Regions from separate parts of the Homo sapiens genome. Here region 2 is linked to region 1. The links are chromatin contacts, found by Hi-C or POLR2A ChIA-PET in ENCODE. All regions are on one chromosome and are shown on one strand. Each heading gives the region's core, a stretch centred on a gene start or an enhancer-like site at or near the end of the contact. The rest is flanking DNA. Distances are from core to core; before and after follow the strand shown.

Region 1 (4,394 bases), core at 1,595-4,094:
GTCAACCAAAAAGACCCAGCAGGCAGACAGGTTATGAATTAATCCCTAGTACATCTTGAGAACAGAAGGGGCTTATGGGTTAAAACATAAAGGTCAATGGCAGGGAAAGCCTTCTCCCCTGAGAAATTAATAAGTTAAATCAGACGGAAATAAATTTAATCTTCTCCTTCTCCCCTTATTATCCTAATTGGTTTAATTTTGTGGCAACTTCTCAGCATTCTCACAATGGAAAGCAACTCATGTTGCGTTGGTAGCCCAGAAAGTAATTACCCCGTGGTTTTATTCTAATTCACTAACAGACACTTTGGCTTTAAAGGCCGCTGAGAGTGAAGTAAATAATGAAGATTAGAAAATACTTTACCTTCCCTTATGCTTTTTCAAAATTTTGAACCATGATTTGAAATAATCAGGTATGACAATTATATGTTTTTTGAAATTAAAGTACATGATTTAGAGTACAATGTAAAATATAAATAGATGCAAACACTGAAAAACAACTGGGCATCTCAGTTGCTGACCTTAACTGGTTTTGAGTATTGCTGAATATAGGCTTGGTTTTATTCCAGAACTGAGTAAATTAAACGCTTTCTGATTATCCTAACCTGGACATAAAGTCTCCCCAGGGCTTATCCCAAGTCTGGTGTGCTTTGTATCTTTGTAGCAGTTTTTGTTTAGCAAAAAAAAAAAAAAAAGAAGAAGAAAAGTTCAAGGAGCGTCTATCCAACTTTGGTCTCTAACAAGAGAGACCTTGAATGTCCTACTTGCAATTTATCAGAGAAAAGTCTAAGTTGTCCTCTCAAGTTCCCAGCTCTCTTCCTGTTTCCTCCCCATCTTGCTGCCCACCAAGAAGAAAGTAAAAAAAATCAGACAAAAGTTTTCCACCTTCTTGAGATTTTCAACCCAACACAATCACTTCAGGTTTCCCAGGACATCCCTGCCATGGACACAGACTATCTTGTAGAAAGAAAAGAAAAGAGAAAAAAAGAAAAGAAAAGAGAGAGAAGAAAGGGAAGGGAAAGAAAAGGAAGGGAAGGAAAGGGAGAAAGAGAGAGAGAGAAAGAAAAGAAAGAAGAAAGAAAAAGAAAGAAAAGAAAGAAAGAGAAGGAAAGAGACAGAGAGAGAGAGAAAGGGAGGGAGGAAGGAAAGGAGGGAAGGGGTGGGGGGGAGGGAGGGAACCAGTCATTGTTCCTTTGCCCCATACTTATCTTAACAGGCAAGAGCACTACTTAAAAAGGGAAGGATGCTATTTTCAAAAGATGTGCAAAGTGATTTCTCTACCATGGGCATCACCCACATTGCACCCAAATTTATATGCAAGATCCTTTGAAAGTCCTGAACAAAGTGGCAAAACAGAGACAAGCACAATCACAGTCAGAAGGAATGGAAGGTCCCGGGAAGAGGCCCCAGATGCCTCAGGCTCCCTGCCCACCCCAGCCCCCCTTCCTTCTCAATTTGGTGACATGAATCTCTGGTGTAGGAGCCTCTCCTCAAGTTTAATCTGCCACTTGTCAAGCAGTGGGTCAAATTCTCCCAGCTGTCACCATGAGTCTGCTCATCCAAACAGATGTTGACACTTTGGTTTACAAAGAAGGAAGCTAGAGAAGTGGAGGAGTGGGGTCTGGAAACATGGGAGGGAATGAGATGTGGCTGTCAGAGGACTTAGCAGGCCTGTTAATTCCATGGCATCCTTATTTTCTAAGAGTTTTTCGCTCTGTCTGCATAGCCTAACTCCTTCTACTGCGTCTCCATCTCGGCCCCTTTCTTCCTTCTTGGTGGTTCCTCATGATTGGAAACCTCCAAGGATCATTTAATGTGGTGGCTCACAGATTACAGATAACAGTAAAATGTCTCCCAAAGTTTGAGTCCTACATGGGAATGCCAACTCATTTTCCAAATGCTCACTCAGGGGAGCTTCTGGGGCAAGCAATGGAGCCCCCAACTCAAGCTGAATTCAACAATAAGAAGACAAATCTTCTCATGTCACTGGAAGAGCAAAGGTAGAGTGACTCTATACAATGTCACATTAGCAGTCTAGTGACATTCTCTAGGCCCCAGAATGTCACCTTCCCCTCTCTCCACACTGCTATCCACAGCCCCTGTATGGTCCCTCCTGGCTACAAAAGGCTACCAGGAGCAATGCAAACTAAAAGCTTTCACATTCAACAAGAGAAAGCAGAGGAACTTCTGCCCCAAGCATGCACTATAAATCCTTCCACCATCTAATCTGAGTGGGCTAATTTGGGTCACTTACATGAACAATAGCTGTCACCAGCTTAAACCAGTAGTTCTCAAACTTTTCTGACATGGAACCATTTTAAAACTCTAAAAATTATTGAGGACTCCAGAGAGCTTTTTTTTTGGGTGAGTTACATCTATAGATATGTGTTATATTAGGAATTAATACTGGGAATTTTAAAAGATATTTATTTATCAATTCATTTAAAAATAACAATAACAACTGCATTACATGTTAACATCAATAACATATTTGTTATTTTTTTGAAACTATGGCCTTTAAGAATTCAGTGAGAAGTGTAGCATTGTTCCACATCTTTGCAAATCCCTTTTATTTCCAGTTTAATAGAAGACAGCTGGCCTCTCCTATCTGCCTCTGCATTCAATCTGTTGCAATATCACATGACAGCTCGCCTCTGGAAAACTTCAGTGTATACTTGTGAGAGAATGAAAGTGAAAAAGGCAAATAATGGCTTAGTATAAAAATAGTTCTGACCTCCCAGACCCCCTGAAAGGGTCTTATGGCCACGGTCTGAGGACCGCTGGCTTAGCCTCACCAGGCCTGCCCTCCGAATCAGGGGGTGGGGTGGACGCCTGAACAAAACAGCTCCTGTTGGAGGTGGAAAGGGGCGCTGAGTTTCAGTAGCAACAAGCAGTGTCCCTTCACTGTATGAAATACACACAAACAGACAACATCTGCCATCTACCATCTCCAACATTTCATTTAAAAAGAGCATTTTGTGGAGTTTTTGTTTGTTTGTTTGTTTGTTTGTTTGAGACAGAGTCTCGCTCTGCTGCCCAGGCTGGAGTGCAGTGGCACGATCTCAGCTCACTGCAAGCTCTGCCTCCTGGGTTCACGCTATTCTCCTGCCTCAGCCTCCTGAGTAGCTGGGACTACAGGTGCCCGCCACCACACCAGGCTAATTTTTTGTATTTTTAGTAGAGACAGGGTTTACTGTGTTAGCCAGGATGGTCTCGATCTCCTGACCTCGTGATCTGCCTGCCTCAGCATCTCAAAGTGCTGGGATTACAGGCATGAGCCACCGCACCCGGCCTAAAAGGAGCACTTTGATATCAAAGACATAGGATGAACCCAATTTCATGATAAAGGGTGGGGGTTTTGATTGAATGCCTATAGTTTTATGAAAAACTTACTACACAGGCCGGGCATGGTGGCTTATGCCTGTAATCCCAGAACCTTGGGAGGCCGAGATGGGCGGATCACCTGAGCTCAGGAGTTTGAGACCAGCCTGGCCAACATGGTGAAACCCTGTCTCTATTAAAAACACAAAATTAGCTGGGTGTGGTGGCACATGCCTGTAATCCCAGCTGCTCGGGAAGCTCAGGCAGGGGAATCACTTGAACCCAGGAGACAGGTTGCAGTAAGCTGAGATTGCGCCACTGCACTCCCGCCTGGGTGACAAAAGCAAACTCCATCTGAATGAATGAACGAATAAAGCATTTTGATATCAAAGACATAGGACGAACACAATTTCATGATAAAGAGTGGGGGTTTTGATTGAATGCCCATAGTTTTATGAAAAACTTACTACACTGATTGGAAATGGAAAGAGAGGAAGAAGACAGTGGATGCATGGTCTCTGGCTTGAGAAGAGGTGAGAAAAGGTGACAGAGGAGGGCATTTACTCAAACAAAGAAACAGAGAGGAGCAAGTTTGGGGTAGAAACTTGAATTCCACTTTGGACAGGTTGAGCTTGACCAGGACCTGGAAGACAGCCAGGTCAGACAACTGAGTATGGAGATCTGGGGCTCAGACAGCTCCAAAATTCTAAAATTTGGGCTACATAGAAATGCATAAAGAAGGAAATAAAAATCACCCAAATTCTCATAACCCAGAGACAACTGTGATTAAGACATCGTTCTAGTTTCTAACAGACATATTCCTTGGTTTACTGAGACGCAGAGCAGTGCGAAGGTTAAAAGCAAAATCTCAGAGCCAGGAGCTAAGCCAGTTACTAGCTCTGTGACCTTATACCCTTATACAAGTGATGGCCTTCTGTCTACTTCAGCCGCTTCATCTGTAAAATGTAGATCATGGTACCTATGCTAGAAAGAGGGAATCTCAGGAAAGGTGACCCCCTTTAAGTCCCTGCCTTGTTCATCTCAGTAACCCCTTAATTTAGTACAGTTACATGGTG
Region 2 (4,704 bases), core at 587-3,086, 65 kb before region 1:
AAATTCATCCACATGTGCAGATCAATCCGCACATATGAATGACACACAGCCTTTGTTATTTTTAAGATGGGAAAAGACAGGGGTGACTAGGAGAACAGGGGGCTTTCAGAAACTGAGAATGTGGAAGATGACCACCCCTGAATGGAAAGATCAGAAAGAAGAGGAGGCAAGGAACAAAAGAAGAACTTCAAAAGACTGAGCTATGGGATCTAGAGTAGGCTCTGTGCACTTCCAACAAGGCCAGGCCAAACCAGGCAAAATTCTGTGGTTTTAGCTATGCAGCTACCAAGGTCCTCCGCTTTCTATCATTTAAGAAGTAGGTTTGTGTAGGTTTGGAGTGTAGCGTGTATGTGTGTTTTAACTTGGCTAACTTGAAACTTCCTTCCCCCAGATTAATCAAAGAATCAGCATATGACTTACTCAGAATATAGGTCACAGAATTATAGAATGTTATTGCAGGAAGAAGCCTTTGAGGATACACACTTGTACACACCCAAAGAGTGGCTTAATAAATGCATGTTGAATGAGGACACTTCATTACAGGGTTAAAGAATTATCCATCTATTCAACAATTATTACATACCTATTATGTGTTGGATCCTGTATTAAAATTAGGCCAGTTGCACAAATTCATCTGCTAGAGCAGCAAAAAAAATATTTTATTCAAGGCTGTTTAGCAGTTTAATCAAAAAGCTAAACTATTTTTTAAAGCCCTGAATGATATTTTTTTCCCCTATACTTGGACAATCAGGCATATGGGCCTTGGCATAAAAATGTTCCAGATCCCAGTTGGGGTAAGGCATGTGGCTAAAAAGACCTTCGAGCACTTCCAGTCCTTTCCACACTCCTGGAAGGTTTTTAAGAAAAAAAGAAGAAAAAGAAACACCCTTTGGTTTCAGTATGCACTCTCTGTACTTGCATCTGTCTCTTTGGACGTGGTTGGCCAAAGAGTCTGCTAAAAATATAACGAAAGAAGGTGGGTGGGAAGTGAGGAATATAGGGAGAAAATTGAAAAAACTAACCCTGTTCCTTGCTGGCTGCCTCCCCCCACAAATTCACCACAATGTTTAAGCATGTCACTATTTATCCCTCTTTTTAGCCATATTTTTGACACTTGACATGGGTATATACTGTCTTTTAAATAAAAGGTAAAAGTGCTCTCATTTTTATTCTTCCTGTTGGGCTCAAGAGTCTCTGAGACTGAGAAAAACTCTCTAGCTTCAAGCAGGTCTTTGTTCTGATTTTGCTGCCTCCCAATGGCTGGAAGGCAGGCTGGGGAGTGGTGGGAAGGGTGTTTGAGCCAATACCCATTGTATGGGTAGCAGAATCCGCCAAGATCCTGAAGGTATACGGGAACCAGTTTAATAGACTTCCAAGGACCAGCCAGCTGGGAGTACCCAAGTCTCTGGTTTCTCAGTTTCCAGGATCTGTTCATCCATGTCATGGTTGGAGTTTGCCCAAAGGGAACAGAGGAAGGGAGCTCAGCAGGAGCTAGTCCGGGAGCTGGGTGGTTGGATCATTGGGCTTCTTGGAGTTTGCTTCAACTCTTCCCTTTCAGCAAAGGTTACTGGAGCAGGCTGGGCCTACTTGGGCTAGGAGAGCTGAGTCATGCATGGGAAGGGACACCAGCAACTATAAATTATCTTGTGTGTAAGGCTGGCTTTCGAAAACTCTGGCTTTGGGCTTAGAGGCTTTATTTATATCTCTCACAGGAATATTTTTCAAACTCATGACCATGCACTCTGTATTGCTTTGGGGACACTCCAAGCACCTGGTCTCCTCTATGATGAGTCCTGCAGGTGACAGTCCCCAGAGGCCCTGGGCCTGGACTCTGAGTCTGCTGTCACTCACACCCACACGTACACCCCCTTGTTGCCAAGGCCAGGACCCCATCCCACACATAGATGCATGTCCAACTTCATTGGCACAATGTTGCGTGCAGACACACAGATGACATTCAGCCACACATCCACACACACACACACACACACACACACAGAGTCTCTCTCTCTTTCTCTCCCTTTCTCCCCATATGCAAACTACTACAACCCACTGGTTCTCTGCCCATTTCAGAGACAGCCTCTGCTCACTGTGAAACCTGCAACACACAAGAATACTCCACAGGCTGAAGGGCCCCTCCAGGAGTCAGATGCCCACTTCTCTGGCTGAGGAGCATTTTGTAACTGACTGAACACATTTTTTTTTGTGCTTTGGTAATTTGGTTTGCTTGTTGTTGTTGTTACTCGTACCTTACAAAGTGGATAGCGAGGTACCATAAAATAGTAGCTGCCACCTAATTCACACTCTTGAGAACAGTTTCTCTGGCCAAATCCTCGCAAATCAGAGTGAGGTGCCATGGAGATGCTTCTCCTCCGTCTTGGATTATCTGGCAAAGAGAAGCAAAATTTCCTGAGCACAAGTGCAAGAGGGGGCAAGGTTATCTCTTCTGATAAATGTGAATGCTTTTGTCTCTTCTTAGCCCACTGACATTGTTTCTGTATCTTCCACCTCCCTAGCCTTTTCTTTTCTCTTCCCTGCTTTGTAATTAGATGATTTTTGAAAATTTAATAAATTAGTGATTGTTATTTATTTCCCCTGGCTTATTTACCATTATTTGTTTTTATCAAAGTCTCTTCAAGATAGATAGAAAGTATCTCATTGTGGCCACTTTCCTGAGAGAGACACAGGAAAAACAAAACACTTTTCCTAGGATCTCATAGGACAGTGGCTGTGATGGGTTTGAGTCCAACACCTCCAGACCCTGCCTAGCAAATTGCTTCTAGAATGATGACCACAGGTCCCTGTAATTCATCCAGCCCAACTTCTATCCTCTGAGCCCTGTGTCTTCTTATTCAAAGGACATAGGACTGACTTCAACACTCACTCACTACCTTTCTGGGAAGCAGTACTCCTAGACTTTGAGGCTAGATCTTATGGGGCTGTCCTCGCCTGTCAGTAGAAGGGATAGTTAGGGCTCTACATGGGGCAGCAGTGACCCTATTGTTGATTGCCACAATGCCAGAAATTTGAAAAAAATGTCATAGTTCTACTTGAGGTTAGTGTTCCCCAGTTCCTCCCTCTTCCCACCTGATTTCCCCAACATCATAAGCACATGCTGTTCACACATATCTAATACTCTTATCCCACCATCATCTCTAGCTATCTTCCAAGCACAAATATATACATATATAAGGAATCACTTTCTCATCCCTGGATCATCCAACCATCTTTCTCCCGCTACTCAAACATTACTTAACTTTCTACTTCTTCCACCAGCTTTTTCAGACAATTTATTTTCCTCTTGACTACACAAAGCACTAATTCCTGCCACATATATCTCATGGAAATGTTTGCACCTCATCCTTCCATGGCTGTTCAATGCTAACAGTTCAGTTGTGCTTTTCGGGCAATGGGGGGCATGCCAGACAGTTCCACCTGTCCCTCCAAGTCCAACCTTCTCCATCCTACTGAGCCTCAGGAGGCCAACCCCTAGGGGCCCTATCAAGGGGAGTCCCTTGCCCTACAGTTTTCATTTGGATTTGGCCAGTGGGAGGCACTATCTGGAAGTCAGAGAGAATGAAGAAAGGGGAAGCTGGGAATTGATTCCCTCATTCTCTCCTTGCAGCATTGTTCCAGGTTGTCTGGGCTCCTTACAGCTCCTGGCATATCGTCCTCTCTATGGACCTATACATTAGTTTCCTGTGGCTGCTATAATAAATTCCTGCAAACTTGGTGGGTTAAAAACAACAGTAATATGTTCTCTCATAGTTCCAGGAGGACAGAAGTCTGGAATCAAGGTATTGGCAGGGTCACGCTCCCTCTGGAGGCTCTGGGATCAACAGGATCAGTTCTCTGCCTCTCCCAGCTTCTGGTGGCTGTCAGCATTCCTTGTCTTGTGGCCTCATCACACCAATCTCTATCTCTGTGGTCACATTGCCTCCTCCTCTTCTGTCTTCTCTTCTGTCTAAAATCCCTCTCTTTCATTTACGAAGACATTTGTCATTAGATTTAAGGCCCACTTGGATAAACCAGAGTAATCTCCTGATCTCAAGATCCTTAACTTAATGATATCTGCAAAGACCCCTTTTCCGAATAAGGTCACGTTCGCAGGTTCCAGGGATGGCCACCAGGCTCAACTAATTTTTTGTGTGTTTTTAGTAGAGACGGGGTTTCACCATGTTGGCCAGGCTGGTCTCGATCTTCTGACCTCATGATCCACCCGCCTCGGCCTCCCAAAGTACTGAGATTACAGGTGTGAGCCATCACACCTGTCCCGTGAACAATCTTTTTATTACTTTCATTAAGCTCACTTCTAATCACCCAGTTTGTTTCCTAACTGGTACAGGCATCTTGAGGTCAAAGGCATCAGGTAAAGCATCTGTGGGACTCACCCTATGCACTCTATGCAGAAAGTAAAGATTTATTGATGATAATGATAAAAATGAGAATAAGAACTTCAAGAGAGAAAGGGCCCAGCCCTCAGGAGCAGCATCATAGCAAACATCGCATACAGTTCCTCCCTAAACTCAGTCACGGGTACGAAATGAAGGGGTAGAATTGGAATGATTCTAGATTCTTTCCAGACCCTTTCTGTTAAGACTATTCCACTTAGAATATTTCAGCAGCAAGTAAACAGAATCAAATCCTCCTCCAATCTTGACTCCAATGGCTTAAATGGTGGCTCTCAAACTTTAGCATGTACCT

What was found. Hi-C counts contacts between places; a loop is a spot of excess contacts on that map. ChIA-PET counts read pairs that join two places held with the same protein, here RNA polymerase II (POLR2A). Pooled maps may share reads with other maps.
Region 2: a loop to region 1 is called in a pooled map, with 2.0 times the contacts of the local background. The contact joins two enhancer-like sites. A Hi-C loop is called at or near these places in 4 of 168 maps with a recorded cell type or tissue (Right ventricle myocardium superior, mesothelial cell of epicardium, ovary and 1 more) and 2 of 50 pooled maps. POLR2A ChIA-PET finds 5 or more read pairs at or near these places in 4 of 52 experiments (BJ, SK-N-SH, activated T-cell and 1 more).

Annotation. Positions count from the first base shown.
Region 1 is chr2:216,733,626-216,738,019 of GRCh38, reverse strand. All of the region lies in intron 2 of IGFBP-AS1 (IGFBP5 antisense RNA 1), which reads right to left. Among named protein-coding and RNA genes, the nearest start is that of IGFBP5, 40 kb to the right of the region's middle. Within about 2 kb of position 2,844, at least 4 of the 41 ENCODE cell types and tissues checked have a DNase peak (open chromatin) inside an H3K27ac peak, as active enhancers do; they include ovary, where a contact is called at or near this core.
Region 2 is chr2:216,797,231-216,801,934 of GRCh38, reverse strand. IGFBP-AS1 (IGFBP5 antisense RNA 1) reads right to left here. Exons shown (of 6, transcript NR_187138.1): 4 at 2,250-2,386. Among named protein-coding and RNA genes, the nearest start is that of TNP1, 60 kb to the left of the region's middle. Within about 2 kb of position 1,836, at least 10 of the 41 ENCODE cell types and tissues checked have a DNase peak (open chromatin) inside an H3K27ac peak, as active enhancers do; they include ovary, where a contact is called at or near this core.